Linked DNA regions of Mus musculus: region 1 is linked to region 2. A link is a contact called in ENCODE POLR2A ChIA-PET data. All regions are on one chromosome and are shown on one strand. Each heading gives the region's core, a stretch centred on a gene start or an enhancer-like site at or near the end of the contact. The rest is flanking DNA. Distances are from core to core; before and after follow the strand shown.

Evidence for each region. ChIA-PET counts read pairs that join two places held with the same protein, here RNA polymerase II (POLR2A).
Region 1: POLR2A ChIA-PET joins it to region 2 with 10 read pairs in embryonic stem cell. The contact joins the enhancer-like site here to the promoter of Mrps28 in region 2. POLR2A ChIA-PET finds 5 or more read pairs at or near these places in 3 of 5 experiments (Patski and embryonic stem cell).

Annotation. Positions count from the first base shown.
Region 1 is chr3:9,037,153-9,040,760 of GRCm38, forward strand. No RefSeq gene overlaps it. Among named protein-coding and RNA genes, the nearest start is that of Gm46832, 11 kb to the left of the region's middle. Within about 2 kb of position 1,324, at least 1 of the 3 ENCODE cell types and tissues checked has a DNase peak (open chromatin) inside an H3K27ac peak, as active enhancers do.
Region 2 is chr3:8,921,803-8,925,173 of GRCm38, forward strand. It overlaps Mrps28 (mitochondrial ribosomal protein S28), which reads right to left and starts at 2,055. Exons shown (of 3, transcript NM_025434.3): 1 at 1,785-2,055. The coding sequence starts at 1,994. It overlaps Gm52601 (a long non-coding RNA gene), which reads right to left and starts at 1,770. Exons shown (of 2, transcript XR_003954436.1): 1 at 1,672-1,770; 2 at 1-581.

The DNA.
Region 1 (3,608 bases), core at 74-2,573, 110 kb after region 2:
AATGGAGGGGTAGCTAAGAGCTTTACGTCCTCCACAGGCAGCAAGCAGAGAGAGAGCGCGCGTGCGTGCGTGCGTGCGTGCGTGCGTGCGTGTGTGTGTGTGTGTGTGTGTGTGTGTGTGAGAGAGGCGTGTGTGTGTGTGTGTGTGTGTGTGAGAGAGAGAGAGAGAGAGAGAGGCGTGTGTGTGTGTGTGTGAGAGAGAGAGAGAGAAAGAGAGAGAGAGAGAGAGAGAGAGAGGCGGATGCAGGCACACTAGGCCTTGCCTGCACTTTTGACTTCTCAACACCTACCTATAGTGACACATGTACTCTAACTAGGCCACACCTGATTGCATTCCTGAAGCTAGTCCCCAAGGCCATCAATTTAGCCACTCCTTCATCCCGAAGCTGACTACCAAGGTCCAGCTATCAAAGTATTGAAGTCCAGCAATCAAAAGCCTCCTTTGACCACCTAATTAACATGGCCCATTAAAAGTAAACATCTCATCCTCATATGGGGTTCCCCCTTCCCTTTATAAACTGTCTATCCTGAGGCTATCCCCCCCCCCAATATCCTGCCCTTTCTTCCTTGTTCCCTCCCCTTCTCCCATGTCTTCTGTCTCTTATTCCCTTTCTCTGTCCCTCTGGGGCAAATAAATCTCCTCTATGCTGAGAAGTTGGTCCTGAGCAGATAGCAATCACTTCACATCGAGTCATCACTCAGATATCGGCCTATAGGATACCCTCCCTTAGTCCGGGTCTCGCCCTTTCCGACCTTCCGGCGCCAGCCTTCTTCATCCAACAGTGACTAACTGAACTCCTTAGATTTCTACACCTGATACACACAGTCCGTTCAGTTCGGTGCGGTTGGCAAGCTTTCCTTTCGCGTCTTGTGGCTGTACTGCTAGAATTCAGCATTTGCTCTTAGCTGTCTGAAAACCCTGTTGACAGGTTTCAGATTCCTTCATGGATCCCCATGGAGTCTCTCTGGGTGAGGGAGTCTAGGTGATGATACCCTCTGTCCCAGAGGTCGCTCTTTTGGGACTCTTCAGAAACATGGAAAAGCCCTTTCTCTCGACTTCTGCTCACCAGCCTCTGCTAGTGATAGAGACGCTCTCCTCCATCTGAAAACTGTTCATTAATGGTGCACTTTAGCACCGAACAAAAACACCGGAATGCGTCCCTGCTTTCTCTTCTGCCTTCTACGAACACTCAGTGTGACTCCTCCACTCTCTGAACTTTTCCAAACCTCATTTTAAACCTTTGTGCCTGTCCTATTTAACCTTCTGCGAGCTGCATGCATACTGCCAGCCACAGAGTCACCAGCTGAAGTGACGCCGGCCCAGGCAGCCCTGCCCCCTGCTGTGCAGCCAGTGCCTCTGCAAGAGCTCGCCCTACTTTCAGCCTCAGCACTGTCCCCACAGGACACGCCCCTTAGGTCCGTGCTGCTACCGCAGGCTCCAGCCTCCACTGCCTGCAGCTGCTTCACTCCCGCAGTCCTGTCCCCCAGTCCTGTCCCCCAGTCCTGTCCCCCCCTAGGAATTAGAGCTTCCTTAGCATGTCTGGGCCACAGGTAGTGTTTTCTCTTAGGTCCTTCTAGGCCTCTGGACGTCGCTCCAGCCCCGAGCTTCCTCCTGGAAGTCCTACAGTTTCTTTAGGTCCATGTCTGGTCTCCTGAGACCCCACCACCACCCCCCACGTCCTCTGCCACTTGTCCCATGGGTATTTATGCCTATTTTTCCTGACCAAATTATTAATAATATCCCCTTTTACGTTCCATGTTTATTTGATAAACCATACAGATAACCTTCATATATCACAAGTTCAAAGTCATCTCTGAACTTTTGAGACCCTGTTTCAAAAACAAAACCAGGGCATTTGGGAGGCTGAAATGCCTGGAGTTCAAGGCCAATTGGGATAACATGGAAAGATGCTGCCTGAAAGAAAGGAAGTGGGGTGGGGAGGGGAGGGGAGGGAAGAGACAGACAGAGAGTAAGCAAACAAGCATGAAAGAGACCCATATAAATCTCATTCATTCTGGGCAAAGTTTTACACAGGAAAACACACTTAAAATAAAAGATTTATTTATTTATTTTATGTCTATGAGTACACTGTAGCTGTACAGATGGTTGTGAGCCTTCATGTGGTTGTTAGGAATTGAATTTTAGGACCTCTGCTCGCTCTGGCTGGACCCACTTGCTCCAGCCCAAAGATTTATTTATTATTATACATAAGTACTCTGCAGCTGTCTTCAGACACACCAGAAAGGGCGTCAGATCTCATTACAGGTGGTTGTGAACCACCATGTGGTTGCTGGGATTTGAACTCAGGATCTTCAGAAGAGCAGTCAGTGCTCTTACCCGCTGAGCCATCTCACCAGCCCCCACTTTTTTTTTCAGCTTAAAAATACTGTCTTTATTCAGAACCAGAAAGAATTTAAAAATTACACCATTATGAAAGTTTAATATAGGTAGACCAGTCTGCACAGGTCAGCTCACAGACTGCGGAGGGCAAACAAGCAGACTGCAGAAGCAACACAGTTTCTGGGACAGACCCCCATTTCGGGCTCCAGACATCGGGGCACCTTCCCCACCAGAGGAGAGGTGGCCTCCTGGGAGGGCTCTGACTCCCAGAGCAGGTGAGAGAGCCATCTTGTGTCTGGTCCCTCGGAGACCAGTCTGTGCAGGTGAGCATGCAGACTGCAGAGGCAACAAATCTTCTGGGACAGGCCCTGTTTCAGGCCTTCATCTTCAGCCAGGAGGCAGGTCTGAACACCAGACCTCTGTGCACCTTCCCTGCAAGAGGAGAGCTTGCCTGCAGAGAGTACTCTAACCACTGAGACTCAGGAGAGAGCTGGACCCCTAGGACTGCTGACAGAGGCTAACAGAATCACAGGAGGAACAGGCTCCATCCAGCCAGAGACAACTATAACAACTAACACCAGAGATTACCAGATGGTGAAAGGTAAACGTAAGAATCTTACCAACAGAAACTAAGATCGCTCACCATCATCAGAACCCAGCACTCCCACCTCAGCCAGTCCTGGATACCCCAACATACCCGAAAAGCAAGATTTGGATTCAAAATCATATCTCATGATGCTGGTAGAGGACTTTAAGAAGGGCATTAATAACTCACTTAAAGAAATACAGGAGAGGCCGGGCGTGGTGGCGCACGCCTTTAATCCCAGCACTCAGGAGGCACAGGCAGGCGGATTTCTGAGTTCGAGGCCAGCCTGGTCTACAAAGTGAGTTCCAGGCAGCCAGGGCTATACAGAGAAACCCTGTCTCGAAAAACCAAAACAAAACAAAACAAAAAAAGAAATACAGGAGAAAACTGCTAAAGAGTTACAACTCCTTAAAGAAAACAGGTAGAAGTTCTTAGAGAATTATAGGAAAACACTGCTAAACAGGTAAAAGTCCTTAAAGAGGAAACACAAAAATCCCTTAAAGAATTACAGGAAAACACACCCAAACAGGTGATGGAATTGAACAAAACTGTACAAGATCTAAACATGGAAGTAGAAACAATAAAGAAAACCCAAAGGGAGACAACTCTGGAGATAGAAACCCTAGGAAAGAAATCAGGAGCCATAGATGTGAGCATCAGCAACAGAATACAAGACATGGAA
Region 2 (3,371 bases), core at 805-3,304:
CCAAAGGGATCCACGAGAAGCCTCAAGCAACTGAAGCTGTTGCCAAAACTGTAGGCTGCTCTCCACAAACTGACAGCAAGGCCCACTGCTGAAGACAACACCTACTTATTGAACATGGAGAACACTGAACGTGGCCGGTGCCTAAATAAAGTCTTCACCCTTATGTTTTAAAGTTAGTCTACAGGCTTCTAAAAGAGAAATATAAACACCAACCCAGCCACAAACCCTTTGATCTAAAATGGTGTCCTGTCTGCAAGATATGCTGGTATTACAAAGCTTGTGGAGTAACCAACCAATATCTGGTTTGACTTATGAAACCCATTCCGAACACTGCTTGAGGGACCTCGGGTAAATCCAAATACTACTGTTCTTAAAAAAGAAAAACAATGTACCAATAAAATTATTCTTAATACGATTCTGTATGCTCATAGATCAGTGTCTTGCTCAGTCATCATCAGAGAAGCTTCCTCCTGCAGCAGTTGGGAACTCATACAGACGCCCTCAGCCAGACAGTATTCAGAGGTGGAACATCCTGTCCTAACAGGGATGTCTCCATCATATCCCTCCACTCAGTGTGAGCCCTAAAGAAGAGGAGATGGGAATGGTATAAGAGCCAAAAGGTTGTGGAAGACACCAAGAGAACAAGGCTCTCTAAATCAACATGAACAAAGCTGGCAGAGACTGGAAAGCACTCACAGGGCTTGCACCAGGCCTACCCCAGGTCCTCTAAAGTGTGTCGCGGCTTCCAGCTTCTATGGGACTCCTGAGTGTGTGCACAAGTGCCTGTATTTCCTCCACCTCTCTTGAGCTCTTTAAATTCTATTTGTTTTGTCCAATTCTAATATGTTAAGTTTTTGTTATCTTTTTATATTTTCATTTTCTTATTTTAAAAGAACTCCTAGTGCCCTATAAGTAAAAATTTGTGTTTTAAGCCACTACATGTGGCAAAAATCTCAAAACTATGTCCTGGGGTCCTTCCCATCACTAGATCAAAGAAAAGTTTTGGCACTCAAAACTAAGATGACCCTACAATCCTGAGAAATAGCTACATGTGTACTGTTCAGCAATACCCACTAGAGAACAAAAACTGGAAATTCAGATTTTTCTTATATAACCCAACCTCATGTATACCCGAGTCTCAGAATTTTTAAAAATCCCAGCCTTTTGTATTTGCACTACTTCATGTATCTAAATTATTTTACAATGTTTTACACAAAGGGGGAAAAAACTATATTTTTAAAATAAAAGGTCACTTGCAATAAAGGAAAGTGAAACACTGACAGTTTAAATCATACGCCCAGTTCACAATAGCTTTAAGTGTCAATTCAATTAAGATGCTTGTGACAGGCCTCGAGCCGCCTTGTGGCAAGGCTAAGACCTGGAGTCGTTTTCCTCCAAGTCTGACGGGTCGCCCCACAAACCCGATGGATACCTGGCCCAGAATGTGTCACAAAGGTATGCAGAGAGAACCCACAGGAGCGTAAAAGCCATGGAAAAGGAAGAAAATATTAATCACACGCTCTGCTGCAGGTCAAGGGTAGAAAGCTACCCCCGCCGCTCCAGTCGCTCCTCTCCTCATCCCTAAGTCACCGGCATAGCCCATGACAAGAAGGACAGAATTCACCCCCAACCCACGCTGGCCCCTCCCTGGAGTCGCCGCCTGAGCCCCACCCCAACACCGACGGGCTCCCGCCCCACCACGCCGGCTCCTCCCAGCGTCCCGGGCTTAGCCCCTCCCCACGCTCGGCCCGGCGTGCGGACGTGGCGCCGCGAGGCCTGCTTACCAGTCGGAGCTCCGCCTTCCGCTGCAAGTCCGAGTGTCGCTCCAGAGCGCTCGCGAAGCCGCCTGAACGCGCCCGAGGAGCGGAGGAGTCGTGGGTTGCGCTCTCGGAACCACTCTCCGTGCTTGCATTTCGCAAAGGCTTGGAGAAGACAAGCGCTCTCAAGAAACGGCTCCCAGCAGTCCCGGCGTGGGACCTACACAGCGCCGCCATGACGCCTGCGCGACCTCTGACCTCTTCTGCACGCTTGCAGGTCAGGGGGCGGGCCGAGGAGAGCCCCGCCTACCGCCTTAATCCCAGGCGAGCCTACTAGTCCGGTAGTTTAAAGCTTGCCTCCCGCGGACGCCAGAGAGCGCATGCCTCCTGAGGGACGGGGTGACGCTACAGCTGCTGTACTACACGGTCTTCAGAGGTCTCCTTCGTTATCCTGTTAGAGTTGGAAGCCCTATGCTCACCAGCACCTCCTGTGCCTTCGTTACTCAGCACTTTCGAATGCGTCATGCTTTAGATTTGAAATAATTCTTAGTGTTCACCCTCCAGTTTTGTAAACTCCAGGAAGGAAGGAGAGATTGCCTTTGCAAATGGGCACAAAGTTGTTCCTAAAACTGATGGTAGGTCTGTCCTTGGCCACTTCTGTTGCCAGTCACATGCATTACAAAACCCAACAGAAGTTTTATCCTAGCTAGCTACCATCATTTCCTGTGAATTAAGCTTCAGAAATATGCTCAGGCGTAGCACTTCCACGCTCCCATACCCAAACACTTGATATTGTTTGTTTCTCCCCAGTGTAAATCCCCAGAATTTGTCCATCCACTTAAGAATCGAACCTAGTTGCAAAAGTGTTTGCCTTTTAAGTGGACCACTAGTCTAATCAATGTAATGTTAACCTACAGATTACTAAATCCAAGGGCGGGTGTCAGTTTTCTATGTCATTTGTACATAAATATCTTTTTTCCCCTTATCGAGGTCTCATGTAACCCATACTGGCCTTGAGCTCACTGCGTAGTTGAGGGTGACCCTCATCATCTGACCCTCCTGCTTCTCCCTGAATGATGGGACTTTACAAGTACTGTCACTACCAGGGCCAGGACAGAACCTCTTTTATGTCTTTGACTCTTAGTGTAAGTCTTCCTCAATGCTGCAGGTCTATTTTGACCTTAGAATGATGCATAGTTTTGTGGATAACTTACCACTCCGCATTACTAGTCACTGTAGGGAGTATCTCACAAATTCAGTAGGAGCCTGAAAAGTAGATTCCGCTTCAAGTGAGATCTCATTCTGCATACGCTCATTTCTGCTGACACTTAAGTGGATTCTTGTCGAAAATGTCAATCTCTATGGCTACTACCACTTTCAGTTCCTTTCGGAAACAGTGTAGCAAATTGTAGAGCTCCCTTTAAGAGCCCTCAGCAGTCTCAAGTAAGGAACTTTCATCCTGGGCAATCCAGTATCCCCGTGCAGATTTGGTTTTTCTGCTTGGGAAAGCAAGCTGCTCAGCAGTGCCAAGTTTAAAGAACTGCTTTGCAAACTTAAACTGTATCACTTCCAGTGCTTGTCTGGCATGGCAAGGCCCTAGGTTCAATCTTCAGG